Linked DNA regions of Homo sapiens: regions 1, 2, 3, 4 and 5 are each linked to region 6. The links are chromatin contacts, found by Hi-C or POLR2A ChIA-PET in ENCODE. All regions are on one chromosome and are shown on one strand. Each heading gives the region's core, a stretch centred on a gene start or an enhancer-like site at or near the end of the contact. The rest is flanking DNA. Distances are from core to core; before and after follow the strand shown. Region 1 overlaps STIM2 (stromal interaction molecule 2). Region 2 holds the start of ADGRA3 (adhesion G protein-coupled receptor A3). Region 3 overlaps STIM2 (stromal interaction molecule 2). Region 4 has its middle 34 kb from the start of STIM2-AS1. Region 5 holds the start of STIM2-AS1 (STIM2 antisense RNA 1). Region 6 holds the start of DHX15 (DEAH-box helicase 15).

Region 1 (3,180 bases), core at 1-2,500, 2.3 Mb after region 6:
TCATTTAGTCCTCACAAGCTTATGGGGTAGATCCGTATCTTATAGGTAATGTAACGGAGACCCAGAGAGGTTAAACACGAGTTCACAGAACTGGCAAGTGGGTGAGACAGAATTCTCACAACAAGATTCACATCCTTAACCAGTACTCTTGCCTCTTGAGTAATTGAACCTTGACTCCTTTGAATTATAAAACTTGCTTTATTTCAAACATTTTGGAGTCAAATTATTTCTAAAACGTGTGACTTATTTCTCTACTTTCTTAATCAGAATGTATTGGGTACAGTTAATGGGTACAATATTAGGGTTAGTACACATGCAAAAACACAGATACTCTTAAGGATTGTTGATTTGTGTTCCACTGTTCATGTTCAACCTTATTTTTCATGGTTTTGAATTGCTGTAATATCTAGTTTTCCAAAAGCTTTTTACTTAAATACAGTATAACAGTACAGGAAAGGGCTCAAATCATCAGTATACAGCTCATTTCAACCATTTTTAACAAAGTGAATACTCACATGTTATTAGCACCCAGATCGAGAAACATAATGTTGCCTTTACCCAGAAGTCCTTCATGTCCTCTTGAAATCAGTATGTGCCTTTGCCTAAGGTTAACCACTGTCCTTACTTTAATACCATAGATTTGCTTCCCTATTTTTGAATGTGAATAAATGGAGTCATCAGCATATGATTGTATCAGCTTATTTACTGGACAGCTGTCATTTTATTTTTTGGTATCTGCTAAGACTGGAAAATAGGGGTATCAAGGCTTGAATTGTAAATCTTGATGGTATGAAGGATCCTCCTTTAACTAAAGCATGTAGGATTTTAATGTGTGATATTTGTGACATAGTTTTCATTTCTGACTATTTTTTCAGGTTTATGTTTTGCCTGGGTGAATTCAGAATGTAACTTTCAGATATACAAATTGTTTACCTTGGTTACCAGGCTATGTAGTTTATAAGAGCAGTAAAACTGAAAATATAGCATTCAGTGCTAGTTGTATTATGAGAATGAAGCCAAATTTAGCACCTCAGGTTATATATATATATATATATATATATATATATATATATATATATATATATATATGTATATGTCTATTCATGTAAATATGCAGTGTTGATTTATCCTAATTACTGAGACATTCCATTATGGCTTATTGAAAATTACATATAAACCTTATTTTAAATCTGATTTTTAGATACTTGAGTTTTAAGAAGCTGATCACCATGCGCCAGTTCCTCTTATTTGACAAACAAGGAAGTTGTGGCTATGTGAGCTCATAATTTGAGGTTCAGTGGAACAGAGGAGAACTGTGACGGGCAGAACATTTACTTTCATATTCTCTGTAAAACCAAATCAGTGAGAAGGATGCAAGGAGAACTAGGACAGTATATGAACTTTTTCCTTCTTAAAGCTTTTTCTGTGTAGGAGCATATTCATATAACTGAGAAGATTGTTTGAAATTTTAGCTTAAGGCTAATATATTATTTCAATATATACTCATTGAACACTTACAGATATTGTTGTAGGTATTGGAGCAATGAAGAAAACGATGAGCTTAATTTCACTGAGGATAAGACAGTTAACAAGTAGACAAATATTTATCAGGAGATGATAAATGCAATGAAGGAAAATAAAATAGGTGAGAAGGTAGAGAATGTTAGGGAAAGTATATGTGTGTTTGCTGTTATTTAAGGTGGTCAGGGAAATCTTCATAGTTGACATTTGACAAGAGAGAAGGGAGAGACAGAGGGATGAGACCCTTCAGGTGGAGAGAATGGCATGTGCATGGGCCCTGATGGATACCATTGTTGGATTTTTGGAGAAACTTCCAGGAGACCACAGGGCTGGTGTAGAGTAAGCAATGGAGAGAGTAATAGATAGATCAGAGAGGTTGTCTGGGCTAGAATGTACAGTCTTGTAGACATCATCTACAAGATGTGAGGACATTGTCATTGTATGTCATGTACTCTGAGATGGGGAGCTACTGCAGGGTTTTTGAGAAGTGTGACATGATTTGATTTATGTTTGGAAATGATCACTTCAGCTCTTTCACTGAAATGACACTCTAGAAGGTCTAGTCTTAGAGCAGGGAGACCAATTAGTAGGCTTTTGTCCGGGGAGAGAAAGTGCTAGAGCTCCCTTGTTAGCTATGGAGGTGGTAATAGGTGGTATAGGTGGAGCTATATGTGGATGCTAAATACAGTGAAAGCCCTTCTGTTCTGTTGTCCTGAAAATCAAGTTCATTGTTATATGAACTTTATTGTGAAGTAAAGACATAAAAGCTTATGCCTTTATAGGATATAATTTAAAGAGCTAGGAAATTGGAACAACCCGTAGTGTTCAACTGCTGAATGTTACAAGATACAATAAGCACCAAACCAAATAATTAAACTTTTTTTTTTTTTTTTTTTTTTTTGCCTCTTGCCTTGTCCGTGATCCCTTTAAAACTTAGAATTTATTTGAGCTTTTTTTCTTTACTGTTTTGTTTGATGTTGCTTTCATTTTCTACTTGGGTTAAGATGTATCTTGCTAATAATCTAAGATCACACCGTGCTGTTACAGAATTACAGACTTTGATTGAACTCAAGGAAGTGGACAAAGCCTAAAGCTCAAACTGTCTGCTAATTACAGGAACTTCTCCGGTGTATCCCTTATAGACTGTCATTCATTAGCTCCTCAGATACTTTGGGTGGTTGGGAACTTATTGCTCCTGAACAACTTTTCCATTAGTAGGCAGTTCTGGTTTGTGAGAAGTTCTTTGTTGCATTAAACTAAAATCTTTCAGTACTTTCTTTGGGTTCTAGATGTATCCTTTGAAGCAAAGAGTGGCTATTTTTTCTCTTAATGTTTTAAAAGACCCTGTATTAGGGTTCTGTACAGAAATAGAACCAGAAGGAATGAATGTATATGTTCATTATTACAAATTAATAATATAATTTTATATAGTGCATATCTGTAATTATATTACCAATTATTTAGTTGCACTTAAAATACTCAAAGATGTAACTTAAAATAATTAATTGTTTTATACATGTATCTACATATCTACATAGATAGACATAGGTAAAACATAGAGACTTATTTCAAGGAATTGGCTGAGGTAATTGAAAAGATCCAAATCCAAATCCAAAATCCATAGGATAGGCTGGCAGATTGGAAACTCTTGGGCAGGCG
Region 2 (2,864 bases), core at 250-2,749, 2.1 Mb before region 6:
CCTTGATTCTTTTTTTAGGAAACCAACCAAAACAACATAGAGGAACCCCGAGCCAAGGGACTCACATTTCAGTTGAACAAAATACCCATGAGAAACACTTAGACTCAAAACTTTCCAAACCAATTCATCCTTCTGAAAACAAACTCGACAGTCACTGGGGCCAACTGTTCAGCTAGAATTGGCAAAACTACGTTTGCAAAACTGAACCGTGAATCCCAGCACAAGTGAGTTACCAAAATTTTTCCTTCCAGGTGGAAACTCAATCCGAAAATCAAAAATCCCTCGAGTTGGAAGGCTCAATAAACCCACGGTTTTCAGTTCCAATGTTCCTGGCTTTTAAATATAAGCCCTCACAGACACGAAAACGGGACTGCAAGGTACATAAACAGATTGATCTGAAATGTTTCCAGCCCTTAATAACAACTCTATCTTAAAAGGTGCTCTTTAACTGTAATAAAACTAAGATAGCAAAAGGCAAAGGAAGCGTCTTGGGGTTTGGGCTCGCACACAGTCCTTGTGTTTTGCAAACTCTACCACGTAAGTGTAACTTAATTTGCAAAGAAGCAGAAGGACTGGCGCTTGCAATCAAGCATTGTGTTTTCTGGAAACCCAAGCCCAGGATGAATGAGCTTTAACTCTGTTGACTGCGTGTTTACTTGCATCCTCACGTGGCACCGCGCAGCCCAAAAGCGCTGCGCCGGGGACAGCGCGGGGAGCGCCTGAGAACCCGAAAACTTTACTTTGCAAACTAGTGGAGCTGGGAGGCAGCTCGGACGCAGATTCCCTTGCCTTTCCCTGAACTGCACCCATGCCAAGCACACGAGGTCTTTCCTAGCACCGCCCCCTGCCTACAGCTCCACACAAAGGCGCGTGGGTGCCGGCTGGACCCTGCTCCAAAGTTGAGCGGAGAGATAAGAAAGAGCCGAGCGGGAGAGGACCCAGCGTCGCGGGAGATACTCACAGGGTGACCGTGCGGTTGGGCAGAGTATCTGGGGGCAGGACCTGCGCGAGTTCCAGGCTGCTGCACACCACCTTGCCCTCGGCGGCGCCCGCCGCCCTGCCAGCCCCTCGGGGCCGCCCATCGTGCTTGCAGCCGGCGGGCAGCGCCGCGGCGCCGCCGCCGCCGCCGCCTCCCAGCAGCGCGAGCAGCGCTAACAGCGAGAGCGGCAGCAACAGCGGCGGCTGCGCGCGGCCCCGCCGGCGTCCGGGTGGCTCCATGCTGCGGGCCGGGGCCTGCGGGGCGAGCGGCGGCGCACTGGCCTAGCGGGCCGCCCCGGAGCCCGGGCGGGCAGGAGCGCGGCGCGGGCCCAGCGGCGACCGGAGCCTTATGGCGGCCGGAGGACGGGCCTTCCCCGGCGCGGACATGCTCCTTTGTCCGCTGCGGCTGCGCTGGGCCTCTAGGGAGCCGGGGGTCACGGCCGCATGGGTCCCAGCGCCGCTCTACCGCCCGGCGCGAGCACCGCCTCCTCCTCCTCCTCTGCCGCCGCCGCCGCCGCCACTGCCTCCTCCCCTGGCCAGGACCCGCGCGCGGCGGCTCCTCCCCGCCCGCCGCCGGCGGCCGCCCCCGCCCCTTCCCCTCCTCTTTCCCGGCTCTCCTGCTCTCCCCGTGTCTGCAGCTGCCCGGGACCTCGGGGAGGAGGCGCGCGCTCCCGGGACCTGCCGAGCCCGACTCCGACCCGGTGCGCGCCCGGGCCTCGGCCTCCGGGCAGGAGTTGTGGGGAGCCCGCGGGAAGGCAGTAACTCGTAGAGAGAACGGAGGAAAGTTCGAGTCCGAACGGAGGAAAGTTCGAGTCCAAACTCCACCCGCGGTGGCCACTCTCCTGCTCGTTTCCCTTCGCCGCCACCGCGCTCGCACCGCGGGCACAGGACAAAGCAGTCTTGTGCGCTCCTGGAGACTGCCCATGTGGCCCAAGGAGCCTGGCCCGGAGGATGGAGTAGGGACGAGAGTAGGGAATTTCCCTGACCAACCCTATGGGAAAAGTACCCAAAACCAAGTGTTTCGGAAGGAATCGCCTTCTCACCTCATTATGGTAGTCTTATTTGTCCCAAATACACTGGAGCCAGTAAACAGGTTCCTCTTCAATACAGTGAACAATCTGAAGCTGTTTCTGGCCTTCAGCAACAACAGCGATGGTCTCTAAAGGATGCATCTGGACCTCACTAGAAAGGCAGCCTTTTGAAAGAAATTCGACAGGCAAAGATACTTGAGATGTTCACCAGTTCGAGCAATAATGAGCAAACCCTCCAAGAAACCCCAACAGAATTGATTACTCTGACTTCCAGCCTCGCCCTAACATTTGCAAGCCCAGGGCTTACCTACCCTATGTTTAAAATTTTACAAGGACTATATCATGCTAATAAAATATATTCTGTGCTCCTGCCTTGAGAAATTACCTTCATAACAACCTGGAAGGTTTGTAAGCAGGATTCTCAGACACCTTGGAGTTTCTCCCTGAAACATGGCAGGTGGGAAAGAGTCAGATCCAAACCTTTGGCCTGTACACCTTCACCGTCTTTGCTTCCTGTGCCCAGCTATCTTCAAGGACAAGAGGGGATTTTTTGTACCTGTGTGTGAACACCGCAGCCCACAAAACCAAGTTCTGTTCACACTTTCTAACAGCCACCCTCTGTCTGCGTCTGGATCTCAGGTGTGCCTATACCAGTTGTTGGGTCCTTCATTGGGAGGACAGTTCTCAGAAGAAGCTAGCTCAGGGCCAAGAAGTGGCTTTGGTAATACCAGTCAGGGAATTCCAGGGTCCTGGGTCTTGGGGACATAGTGGGTACCCAGGCTTTGGGTGCTGGCCTGGAGATTTTTCACCCCATAAGAAGAGTCAGGTTGGTGTCCTCTAAAATGGAGGGCCTAG
Region 3 (2,771 bases), core at 117-2,616, 2.4 Mb after region 6:
ATTGTATACGTGTATCAAAATACCATATGTACTCCCAACATATGTATAACATCAATTTAAAAAAGAGAATCTGAGCTGTAGTTAAATAATGTGGCTATGATATTATCCTGAATCAGTGGCACAGCTGGGAGTAAAATCAGGTCTGTTTCCATTCCAGAGTTCTTTTCATTAGTCTTAGAATAAATTGCCAAAAATCCCTTTGAGACACTGACCTGTAGCACTGGCCACAACTTCAAGCAGAAACAATATAAGTTAACATTTTAGAAGCTGGCATTTCTGTAGCTCTGCAGATTGGGAAAGATACCTTTAAAAGGAATGGTGTATCTCTCTCTGCTTGCCCTCTGATGGAAGTGTTGTTTAGCAACAGCATCTATAAAAGATCAGTGAGAGGCAGGTAATAAGGAACCAGATAATTCTTAAATGAGTAATTCTTTTACCATCAAGAATTTCTTATGTAATGAAAAATCGCTTGTACCCCAAAAGCTATTGAAATTTAGAAAATGTTAAAAAAGAATTTCTTATACATACAAATCCTTGTCTCACCATTAAAATGTAAAATTAGATTTTCATAAGACTTATTAATTAAACATGTTCTACGTCATTCAACAGCATCCAACAAATAATTTGTTGAGTGCCTTTATACCAAGTGCTAGGGTTAGAGTGATGAGCAGAAGACTTATACTTTACTGAAATAAACAGTTGTTGAAGTAACAATCATACAGATAAGTAGTTATAGTTATTTAAATGCTATGCATAAAAGCTACTAAGGGATTAATAATCAGGGGCTGGGTGTGGTGTCTCATACCTGTAATCTCAGCACTTTGAGAGGCAGAGGAGTTCAAGAGATCAGCCTATGCAACATAGCAAGACCCTATCTCTACAAAAAAAGGAAAAAAAAGGTTATATAGTAATGTTCAGAAAGGTTCACTTGAAGAATTAAAGTTTTAGCTGAGATATGAAGGTTTAATGAAACAAAAAGGTGGAGGGATAGCAAAAAGGAGCTTATACTCAGCAAACAGCACGTACAGAGGCCCTGAAGAAGGACATAGTATGATCTGTCCTAAGAAATGAAAGACAACTAGAGTATTTGGAACAGAGAATGCTAATAAAAAATGCAAGTCCTGGTCATGAGAAGAGAAGTGAAGGTGTTTACTAAGTATCACCAAGGAAACCACAGCAAAAGGAGAAGTGAATCTCCCCCCAAAATAAATGGTTCTGTTAGATCTGTTGTTTTAAAGATTCGTTGTCAAGACCACTACAATTTTCAATTTGCTAAGCAGAGTATTACTAAGATTTGGGCAGTTTTAATATGTTCTTTTTCATTTGATTTTTCTTCCTTTCTGTACTGACTTACTGGAAATTGTGGGATGACTTTGATGTGCTGAAGTGTTTAGATCAGGAATTTTCACTGTTGAACAGTCATAGAGAGAATCTTATCTTGTTTTCTTGGCTGGGGATTTTGTGTGGGCGTGTGAGGTACAGCTGCACCATGAGTTTTTTGGCAGTGAGGACAGGGCAATTCTCAATGCAGTTCATCTTGAATAGGAAGAAACTTAAGAGTAAAAAGTCTACTTTGAATGCACTAAATTCAGTGGAAAACACCCAGGGCCTGAACCTTCAGCTGACATCCTGTTACTTGGTTAAATGGATACAGCAGCCTCAGGCCCATGTCCAGGTTTTATGGTAGGAACACATGAAGGGGAGAACAGTCAAGGCTTTGTTTCAATATAAAACTATCAGTTACCACATCTAGTTTTAAATGTTTTTGGTTTTTGTTTGTGGTTTATTTAAGCTTTTTCTCTAAAGAACACTTAATAAAAAAGGCAGATTGATGGAAACCTAGCTTTGCTTGCAAGTATGAATTCATATTTTTATGTAGCTTATCAGAAAGATTTTTTTCAGATTTATTTATATACAGATGGATTCCCAGATCTGCTTTTATTGCTCACGTTTTCTTCACTCTCCCTTGATCTCTTCTGTAGTCTATAAGCATTAACCCTCAAATTAAATGCAGACAGTATAGAACTATTCATTTGTAAGCACACTTACATCCTTCCCTTTGCATAAACTCATCATTACTCTTCATAAGCAGAAACCTCTGAACTGCGTCCAGCGCTTAACTGCTTGTTTATATCTTTACTGTTATTTAGTATTACTACTTTCAGAGTAGTATAAAGTTTTGTTCTGTGAACAGTTTGCCTGAGTTCAAATCCAGTCCTGCTGCTTACTTTGTTGGTTCCATTAGCTTTTTAGTTTTTAACTTCCAAAATAAAGATAATTATGTTAGAACCTCGTAAGTTTTTTTTAAGACTTAAGAAAATGCATACAAAGGACTTAATTTAAAATAAATATCCAGGAGAAGAGATGCTAGTTATTTTATTCTTGATTTAGGTCCAGTCTTCTAGAATCTATTAATAGCTGTCTTTTCTGGTTGATGTCATTTAGTCTAAAGATCATCTGTATGTTGGTGACTTCCCACCAATACCTCTGTTCCTAACCTCACTTTTTCCTAAGCTCCAGACTTGCAGATCTGACTGCTGCTCTATTATCTACACTTAAATGTCAAATGCATACTTCAAACATAACGTGTCTTAAAACAACTTTTGATCTCTGTCACCGGCCCCTGCTCGTTTCCCCAATCTTTTCCTCCCCATTCTTTTCTATCTCAGTTAATGGTAGCACCCTCTGTACTTTTGGCTTTTGTTTAGCTACCAGCCCCTGTCCATTTCATCAGCGCATCTTAATAGCATTATCCCCAGAATATATCCTGA
Region 4 (2,867 bases), core at 162-2,661, 2.2 Mb after region 6:
CCACGCCTGGCTGATTTAGGATTTTTAAACTTTTCTTTCAGGAGTAACTAGGTATATAAGGGCATGCCTCATTAGTCAGTAATTTTTATTTTTTCAATGACATTTTCTTTAATTTTTCAACATTAAGAAAAAAATCCAGGCCATAGTGAATGTAGTTTGGTTGGAAACACTCATTGTTCACTGTTTTGAAGATTTGCTGCCAATTTTCTCTATCAGTGACCTGCCACAAATTAGTTAAGTAGCATGATCTGAGAGGTGCTATTGTGTGGTTATACTAGTTAAGTAAAAGGGGTTTGGAGCCAGACTTTTGGGTGCAACTCCCAGCCCTACCACTTAGTTGTGTGACATCAGAAAAATTACTTAAAAATCTCTGTGCCTCATTTTTCTCAACTGTAAAACAGGGTTAATAGTATCTCCTTCATAGAATTGTTATAATATCAGTAGGATGAATAAGGCCATTGAAACAGGGCCTGGTCCAAGTTAAGCCTGCAATAAACATTAACTATTAGTAATGGCATATGAAAATAGCTAAGCTGGCCGGGCATGGTGGCTCACGCCTGTAATCCCAGCAGTTTGGGAGGCTTAGGCGGGCGAATCATTTGAGGTCAGGAGTTCAAGACCAACCTGGGCAACATGGCGAAACCCCATCTCTACTAAAAATACAAAAATTAGCCAGGCTTGGTGGCATGCACCTGTAATCCCAGCTACACAGGAGGCTGAGACAGGAGAATTGCTTGAACCCAGGAGGCAGAAGTTGCAGTGAGCTGAGATCGTGCCATTGCACTCCAGCCTTGGTGACAGAAAGAGACCTTGTCTCAAAAATAAAAAGTGAAAAAAAAATTCAAAGATCATATTTTTGTAATAAAAGAACAATTTAATTCCCACTGCACATAGGACTTCGCATTCTGCCTGCCCATTGTTTAACTCTAGTATCAGGGAATTCCTGCCCAGCTGCTGGATACATATTCAGTGACAGCAATAATCATGAATAGAAGGATATTTCAAACAGTTTAAAGTTGATTTATATTTGTGCCCTTACTGTCTGCTCATAGTAGGTGAACATTATTTAGAGGGGGGAAAAATAAGTGTCATTATTACTAAGTTTTAAATTCTAAACAAAGAGATCATTCTTATTAAGATATTAGAGCTGTTACAAACATAAAATGCTTCTCATCTCTCTCCAATATACCTTTCAAAATTCTCTCTTTGAAAATCATTGTTATAGATGATGTCCGCGTGTATTTTGTTAGATTGAGTTTAGATCAATATTCCACAACCCTAACAATGAATAGAGTCCAGTAAAGTTTGGCCTAATGGCATTTCAAGGTCTATAACTGTTGGCGAGCAGGAAAGACTACTGTTTTAACTTCATGAGGGTTACTGCCCCGGTGGCGGGTGGATGTTTATAATGGTTCCGGGTGTGGGTGGTGACGTAGATTCAGAGCATGGAGGAAAGTGAAGTGCTATTAGCAATAAAAGATAAACCCTTCCAGAAATAATAACTGTTATGAAACCGGAAAGAACCTCCCAGCCGTGCAGTTCAACCCCCTACTGAGATATGAGGCGAGGCAAGTCTCTCCCCTAAACTGGTTACATAATATTTTTTTCCTCAGGAGGTTTCACTACCTCTTTTATAAACTGTTAATGTGTTTATTGAATCGTATCATGGAGAAAGGAAACTAATGATTAACTTTTAACCATGATAGCTTGGCCTTGCCATGATACTTCTGGTGAACTGATGGAGACTGCTCTTCCATAGCCTTTCCTGGCTCCTTAACACAAATTCAATCACAGTAAGTGGCAAATGCTTATAAAGATGGAAAACACTTTATTTTCATCTTCACTTAATTAAAACAGCCAACTTTAAAGGTATTACTGTTTCAGGAATCTCTCTTCTTCATCACCAAATCTATCCTTTGGGTCAAAATCATCAGGCATTGGCAGGCACAGTGACTCACGCCTGCAATCCAATCATTTTGGGAGGCCAAGGGAGGCAGATCACTTGAGGCCAGGAGTTCAAGACCAGCCTGGCCAACATGGAGAAACCTCGTCTCTACTAAAATACAAAAATTAGTCAGGCATGGTGGCAGACGCCTGCAGTTCCAACTACGCAGGAGGCTGAGGCATGAGAATTGCTTGAATCTCGGAGGCAGAGGTTGCAGTGAGCCAAGATTGCACTACTGCACTCCAGCCTGGGCGAGAGAGCAAGACTGTCTCAAAACAAAACAAAACAAAATCAGGCTGGCACTCACCTACTCAGCCCTAACTTCAAGCAAATGTTTTTGAGGATGGAACCAATTTATTAGAGCTTTCTTTTTTTGTTTTTTGTTTTGTTTTTTTTTTTTTGATAGGGTCTTGCGATGACACTCAGGCTAGAATGCAGTGCCTATTTACAGGTGCAATAATGCACACTGCAGCCTCGAACTCCTGGGCTCAAGCAATCCTTCTGCCTCAGCTTCCTGGGTAGGTGTGAATACAGGCATGTGTGCCGCTGTGCCCAGCTATTTTATTAGGCTTTGAGATTAACGTAGGCCACCTGACAAATCCATATCTGAAAATACTTAAAATAGCTTTGAAATGGTTCCTCTAAGATCTCGTTTGGCAGATGCTTTGACAGCTATGGGGTTAAAGGGTAGATGGAAACTGTCCAGAACCGCCAGTCAGAACTCCCCAGCTCTGGCCCTGACTCTGGCTTTCCTTAGGCGTGTAGTCCCCAGGAGGCTTATGAAGTGCTCTGAGCCTTGATTTCCCCTTCTATTAAATGGGCTTGTCAGAGGACCAACAGGCTGTGAGTTTGAACACAAGGGATGCCCATTCTGATCACCACCCTTAGGTAGACTTAAAGTATGTCATTGAAGAACATGAAT
Region 5 (2,792 bases), core at 124-2,623, 2.3 Mb after region 6:
TCCTGGAGAGCAGGAACAAGCTTGTTATTTATATTGTTCTGGTCCCCTAGCAGAATTATCTTCTCTGGTGGGCACTCAGCACTCTGGTGTGACTTCATCGCTGTGCCTTTCAGCAGGGGAAATATAATCTCCCGGTTGCCCTATAAAGAATTGCCACCTGAACACTATGCCCACAAGAAGTCTGCTGAGAAATAACTGTTGATAGATTGACTTAGCCTCAAAGACATCCTTGATTCTTTTCTAAAGTGTGCATCTGCCCTTCCACAATAAACGATATTTGTGGTTATCTTGGCCAGGCTACCTAAGAAATACTTTAGGAGAATGTAATTTGAGTATCTTCTTGGCTTGAGAAAGCAAGCAAACAAACCAATAAGCAGAATGAAACCAACAAAACCCAATAGCAAAAGGATCTTCGTGTTTAATAACCCTATCTGCAAATTTTAAACAATTTTGTGCCCCTGGGAGAAAGAATGCCTCCTTGCGTGTGAATTTCCAGGGCTTTTAATTTATAGTGACAGTACATTCAACACTTCCTTTTAAATTTGAAGGGAGGTGGCCTTAAAAATATGCTGGCAACTAGTTTGGATGAGAAAGATTCCGGTTCTTTATTTATTCAAACCAATTAGACCAGGTCTGAACAGGATTTACAACAGAGAGCAGATCTTGGGTGCACAAGAGCTTTGCTTCATTCCAGGTTGGCGAAAACAAGTCAAGTCTACATCATTGTTCTGTCAGCCGGTTCAGGATACAGCACAGAGTCGATGGGATGGGGGTGGGAAGGTGATGAGTTCAGGTAAATGTACCTAGGAGAGTCAGAGGCTAAAGTAAATTCTCTTAAATAGGCCTTTTCAGTGGCTGCTAAATCTCGCTCATTTCCCATGAATTAGCTGTGGGATATTGGGGACAACTTACTTCACATTTCTAGGTCTTAGTCTCTTCATTCGTAAAAGGGGGTAACGATAATTTTGGAGTTATAGCATGTAAATGTGTAAAACGGTTAGAGCAATGCCTGGTACACTCACACATAGCACGCGCTTTGTGAAATGTTTGGCAAGTAAATAAAACGCTAAGCTATGCTAACCGCGTCTAAACAGCCAGCCACTTGTAAGCCCCACCTATATTGAAATTACGGGGACGCTGCTGTTTTCCGATTGCAAGATTTTCCTGATCCATGCAATTACTTTCGCTGCCCTCTACGAGGCTGAAACTCGCCCTCAGGATGTGGGACGTCTGGACTCTTCTCTCCGTCCCCTTGTAGCCCCCCACTCCCCCTCGCGGTGGTACCGTGAATGAGGGAGAGGTACACGTCCCCCTTCTTCCCCGCCTCCTATCTTCGCGGCTCGCTAAAGCGTTATCAGCCGCCCCACGGTACTACCGTCCGTCTAGGAACGCCTCCGGGGCGGGGCTGGGATGCCGCGCACGCGCAGTACAGCAGCGCCGCGCCTGCGCCGTGGAGAGCCTGAGGGAGGCGGGGGATTGGTATGCGAGCGAATGTGCGAGGGGAGGGAGGCGTCCCGGCGGAGCGTGGTACTACGACCAGCGCGGGCCGGAGGGGGCGGGGGGATGCGCCGCGGCGGCGGCGGCGCGGGAGCTGGGGTTGGTGTTTGGCGGCGCCAGAGCAGCGGATCCCGGTCTCGCCGCAGCAGCAGCGCGGGTGTCGTGCACCGCCTGAAGACGCCGTACCTTTCTACCCCCCACCTTTTTTTTTTTTTTTTTTAAATAACCGGAACCAATGAACGCAGCCGGGATCAGAGCTCCGGAGGCCGCCGGTGCCGATGGGACCAGGCTGGCGCCCGGCGGGAGCCCGTGTCTGAGGCGGCGGGGGCGGCCGGAGGAGTCGCCGGCGGCGGTGGTGGCGCCTCGCGGAGCCGGCGAGCTGCAGGCGGCCGGGGCGCCGCTGCGCTTTCACCCGGCTTCTCCTCGGCGCCTTCATCCCGCCTCGACTCCTGGCCCAGCGTGGGGCTGGCTGCTGCGGCGGCGGCGCTGGGCTGCGTTGCTGGTGCTCGGGCTGCTGGTAGCCGGAGCGGCGGACGGATGCGAGCTTGTGCCCCGGCACCTCCGCGGGCGGCGGGCGACTGGCTCTGCCGCAACTGCCGCCTCCTCTCCCGCCGCGGCGGCCGGCGATAGCCCGGCGCTCATGACAGGTGAGGGGCCGGGGGGCGGCGGGCGGGGCTCGGCCGGCAGCGATGGGACCCCCAACCCGTGCAGAGGTCAGCATCTCCGCCGGACGTCCGCTATTCCGCGGCTCCGGCCAGGGCGCGATGCGGAGCCCTGCCTGCTGCTTCGTCGCGGTCCCCTGCACTCCGGACGTCTTTCCTTTTCACCCCGACACCCCGCCCTCGCCGAGCCTCTCGACGGCACTGATTCCCCTCCCTTCAGTCGGGCTCTCCGATCTTCCAAGCTGAGCAATGCGGTGGTTTCTCTTTCGTGCTGCAGAAGTGCCAGCAGGGTCTGCAGGGGACTGGGCTGATTTTTTTTTTTTTTTTTTTTTTGAGGCTGCTAGAAAAAGTCAGCAGCAGCATTGCGGTATTGAGTCTACCTCTGGTGCTGCTTTTGCAAAGGCAGCTGGCAGCGAGTCTCACCGGTTCAAAGCTCCGCTTGAGCACAGCGTCCCAGGGGAGCCTGCTAAAGGGGATTCTTTGAGAGCCATAATACCTAGTGATATTAGTGGTTCCGTGTTAGTATGCAGAAATGCCTAAGTTTACAGTGCATTTTTTGCGGGGTGGAAGGAGGCCGTTTTAAGTGGTGATGGAAAGTGTTTGGTGGTGGGAGCATCACTGGGTGACAAAGGG
Region 6 (2,874 bases), core at 298-2,797:
CCCTATCCTGGCTTATACTCTACAATGACACTAAACATATCCCTGGAAATCAATTTCAATGAAGAACTTTAGCTGAAAAATTCAAAACAGCTATACAGGTGACTTGACACAGTGATTCTGTATCACAAGTACACAATAAAATGATACAATTATGCAAAGTATTTGGCTACTCGGGCTTTTGTGGGTTTTGCCTGAATTATCCAAACAGGTCTTTGTACTTCATCAATGAAAACACACAAGGGACAAGAAATGATTTTCACGAAATTGCTTAAATTAACTGCTAAATTCCTCTGTACCTTTAAGGAAAGGAATCTGGAACACCAAGAGTTTGTGTAAGTATTTCAACTCTCAACCTCCACATGGGCGGTGTTTCGCCATAAATACTAAAAACACGTTTTGAACATGATCCCTGTATTTCAAAAGCTACTTATGAAGAAAAGTGGGACATGCATAGAAAATAAATGATGAAAAAAAAAAACAATGCCTTCTAATCCCTCCCCATGGGACGATGTTCAGTAACCAGTTTTAACCAAAGCAGGAAATACAGGAGATGGCGGGAGCGTAGGCAGAGAGCGGAAGTTTGCTAGTATCTACTTTGAAGTGTTTGAATGGACCAAGGCACGCTCTCTCCCGCCAAACTATAAACTCAGTCGCCCCAAAACACCAGCCTTCCAGCCCATCAGGTATATTACTCCACGTTTTCCTTTCTCCCGGCAGGTCCTCTACTCCCACCTCCCCCGAGAACTCCCTATTTGCTGGCTTCTCTCAACTCCCGCCACCCCCATCCCAGCCTACATTATGATCCACGCGCTGCTCTCACTTTCCGCCCTCCGCCTTTCCCGTCTGGAGTGCCTGGCCGCGCCCCCACCCAGGCCCTCCCCACGGCCCCTCTGGCTGGGAAGTGCCTGCTGCCCTTGGAAGCGAATACTCCCACCGCGCCCTCCCCCACCCTCTCCTCCGGCTCCAGGCCTTCCTCGGGAACCGAGGCCACGAGGTCCGCGGTTCACTCCCGCCCGACGCCCTCGCAAATGACTCCCGCTCGGTTCGGCCTGGGGGAGGAGGCGCCCTCATGGCTACTGCAGGCCTCTCCACCCTCCGGACTGGGCTGGGCAGCGGCCCCGTCGCACGCAACCCCCCGCGCCCTTGCCGGGCCGAACGGGCGCCGCGCTTCTCCTACCCGCCGCTAGTGAACCCAGCCCAGAGAGAAACAAAGGCTCGGGCTCCAGGACCCGCTCGGCCAGGCCAGCCCCGGCCCGCTCCCTGCCAGGACCCCAACAAAGCCCGAGCTGCCGCCTCGCGCCCCCGGCCTGGCTTACCCATCGGTCCCCGCACGCTTCTTGCCAGAGGGGTAATCCTCCCCTAGGTCCAACCGGTGCCGCTTGGACATCCTCGCACTCTTCGAACGGGCAGTTATTAAGGAAGAAAGCTGGCTGCTGTATGGGCACAGTCGAGGACAGCCACTTAACTCTGGAGGACCCCCACCCCTCCCGCTACTACAGCCCACACGGTGCGGCCGGAACCAACAGCTAAAATGGCGGCGGCGACGAGGGCTGGGCCTGCGCGCGCGCGCGCTTCCGCAGCGTGCGTGCGTGCGAGTGTGCGTGTGAGCGAGGTGCGCGCGCACGACGCCCAAAGGCGGGAACTCCTGTCCCGCCCGCTGCCTCATTGGTCCGACCTTTCTTGGGTCTCCTCCCTCTTCCTGTAGCTTTCCCCTCCTCGGAGCGGCTGTTAGGAAGAACCTGAAGGCCTTCACTTTCCATTTCAGGCTATCCTTGCCCCTCTGAGTCAAGAAATTGAGAAAGTCTAGTCCTAGTTAGGAAATCCTATTCATTTCTATTACCCCGGCTTTAAGGGAATCTCAGACCCAGAGAGGTTGAGAAACGAATGAAGATCGTACAGCTAATAAGTGGCAGAGCCGGGATTGGAACCCAGCTATTTAGTAACTCCAGATCTGGAACTTGCGGCCACTGCGCTACCCTCAGTTGCAGTGAGGGGCCGCGCGATGGTTCACGCCTGTAATCCCAACGCTTTGGGAGACCGAGGCGGGTGGATCACGAGGTCAGGAGTTCGAGACCAGCCTGGCCAACACGGTGAAACCCCGTCTCTACTAAAAATACAAAAATTAGCTGGGCGTGGTGGCGTACGCCTGTAATCCCAGCTACTCGGTAGGCTGAGGCAGGAGAATCGCTTGAACCTGGGAGGCGGAGGTTGCGGTGAGACGAGATCACACCAGTGCACTCCAGCCTGGACGACAGAACAAGACTCCGACTTGAAAGAAAAAAAAAAATCAATTGCAGTGAGGAAACTGAAGTGAGAAAATGTTAAGGCTTGTCATGATCTATTTTGCCCTTTTCTTGCCCAGCACGGACACCATGCACCCAAGCTATAGATGTTTTTAACTAGAATACAGAGAATTCGCAGTGAGGGCACAATTTGCTTTTTTGTTTTTTGTTTTTCTGTGCCTATTAATGCACTTTCGCAGTGTTAAATAACACCCTGCAAGGTAGTTGTTATTTTGTAGACGTAGACGCAAAGGCTGAGGAAGGTTACATCTCCTAGCCATAAGGGCTGTACCTAAAGCCATAACAAGGAGGTGGGGCAAGATGACTCTAAGGATTTTTGTGGATCTCTCCCCCTAGAATATGTCTGCTTCCTCAGTTGCATTTGTTCCCAGAAGAAATGCACAAGAAAAGATCTGTGGACCATCTGCAGCAGGGTGATCTCTGTTGTTCATGGAATGGCTTGGTTTGGCTGCCCTGGAAGACCATACTCTGGTTCTTATCCAAATCTCAGGACTGCAATTGCTAGGATTAAATGCAACTTAAATATTGCAACTGATGAGGGGTTTGTGTGTTTGTTTTGAGACAGTCTTGC

What was found. Hi-C counts contacts between places; a loop is a spot of excess contacts on that map. ChIA-PET counts read pairs that join two places held with the same protein, here RNA polymerase II (POLR2A). Pooled maps may share reads with other maps.
Region 1: a loop to region 6 is called in a map with no recorded cell type, with 6 times the contacts of the local background. The contact joins the enhancer-like site here to the promoter of DHX15 in region 6. A Hi-C loop is called at or near these places in 2 of 37 single-sample maps with no recorded cell type and 4 of 50 pooled maps. POLR2A ChIA-PET finds 5 or more read pairs at or near these places in 1 of 52 experiments (naive thymus-derived CD8-positive, alpha-beta T cell).
Region 2: a loop to region 6 is called in a pooled map, with 7 times the contacts of the local background. The contact joins the promoter of ADGRA3 here to the promoter of DHX15 in region 6. A Hi-C loop is called at or near these places in 1 of 37 single-sample maps with no recorded cell type and 11 of 50 pooled maps. POLR2A ChIA-PET finds 5 or more read pairs at or near these places in 1 of 52 experiments (HepG2).
Region 3: a map of B cell shows a loop between it and region 6 (7-fold over the local background). The contact joins the enhancer-like site here to the promoter of DHX15 in region 6. A Hi-C loop is called at or near these places in 1 of 168 maps with a recorded cell type or tissue (B cell), 1 of 37 single-sample maps with no recorded cell type and 10 of 50 pooled maps.
Region 4: a pooled map shows a loop between it and region 6 (5-fold over the local background). The contact joins the enhancer-like site here to the promoter of DHX15 in region 6. A Hi-C loop is called at or near these places in 2 of 37 single-sample maps with no recorded cell type and 2 of 50 pooled maps.
Region 5: a map of CD8-positive, alpha-beta T cell shows a loop between it and region 6 (6-fold over the local background). The contact joins the promoter of STIM2-AS1 here to the promoter of DHX15 in region 6. A Hi-C loop is called at or near these places in 4 of 168 maps with a recorded cell type or tissue (CD4-positive, alpha-beta memory T cell, CD8-positive, alpha-beta T cell and naive thymus-derived CD4-positive, alpha-beta T cell), 3 of 37 single-sample maps with no recorded cell type and 16 of 50 pooled maps. POLR2A ChIA-PET finds 5 or more read pairs at or near these places in 1 of 52 experiments (activated T-cell).

What each region holds. Positions count from the first base shown.
Region 1 is chr4:26,884,786-26,887,965 of GRCh38, forward strand. The region is part of intron 1 of STIM2 (stromal interaction molecule 2); the gene reads left to right. Among named protein-coding and RNA genes, the nearest start is that of STIM2, 26 kb to the left of the region's middle. Within about 2 kb of position 1,251, at least 9 of the 41 ENCODE cell types and tissues checked have a DNase peak (open chromatin) inside an H3K27ac peak, as active enhancers do.
Region 2 is chr4:22,514,567-22,517,430 of GRCh38, forward strand. It overlaps ADGRA3 (adhesion G protein-coupled receptor A3), which reads right to left and starts at 1,500. Exons shown (of 19, transcript NM_145290.4): 1 at 962-1,500. The coding sequence starts at 1,218. MIR12115 (microRNA 12115) reads left to right here and starts at 746; the gene lies at 746-819.
Region 3 is chr4:26,991,650-26,994,420 of GRCh38, forward strand. The region is part of intron 3 of STIM2 (stromal interaction molecule 2); the gene reads left to right. Among named protein-coding and RNA genes, the nearest start is that of STIM2, 130 kb to the left of the region's middle. Within about 2 kb of position 1,367, at least 11 of the 41 ENCODE cell types and tissues checked have a DNase peak (open chromatin) inside an H3K27ac peak, as active enhancers do; they include B cell, where a contact is called at or near this core.
Region 4 is chr4:26,825,385-26,828,251 of GRCh38, forward strand. It overlaps a transcript of TBC1D19 not described here. Among named protein-coding and RNA genes, the nearest start is that of STIM2-AS1, 34 kb to the right of the region's middle. Within about 2 kb of position 1,412, at least 8 of the 41 ENCODE cell types and tissues checked have a DNase peak (open chromatin) inside an H3K27ac peak, as active enhancers do.
Region 5 is chr4:26,859,226-26,862,017 of GRCh38, forward strand. It overlaps STIM2-AS1 (STIM2 antisense RNA 1), which reads right to left and starts at 1,374. Exons shown (of 2, transcript NR_134674.1): 1 at 1,285-1,374; 2 at 399-803. STIM2 (stromal interaction molecule 2) reads left to right here and starts at 1,616. Exons shown (of 12, transcript NM_020860.4): 1 at 1,616-2,144. The coding sequence starts at 1,994. RefSeq lists an enhancer at 1,173-1,272 and silencers at 1,363-1,732, 1,743-2,312.
Region 6 is chr4:24,583,007-24,585,880 of GRCh38, forward strand. DHX15 (DEAH-box helicase 15) reads right to left here and starts at 1,548. Exons shown (of 14, transcript NM_001358.3): 1 at 1,317-1,548. The coding sequence starts at 1,387. RefSeq lists silencers at 807-856, 1,057-1,136, 1,147-1,266 and an enhancer at 1,447-1,986.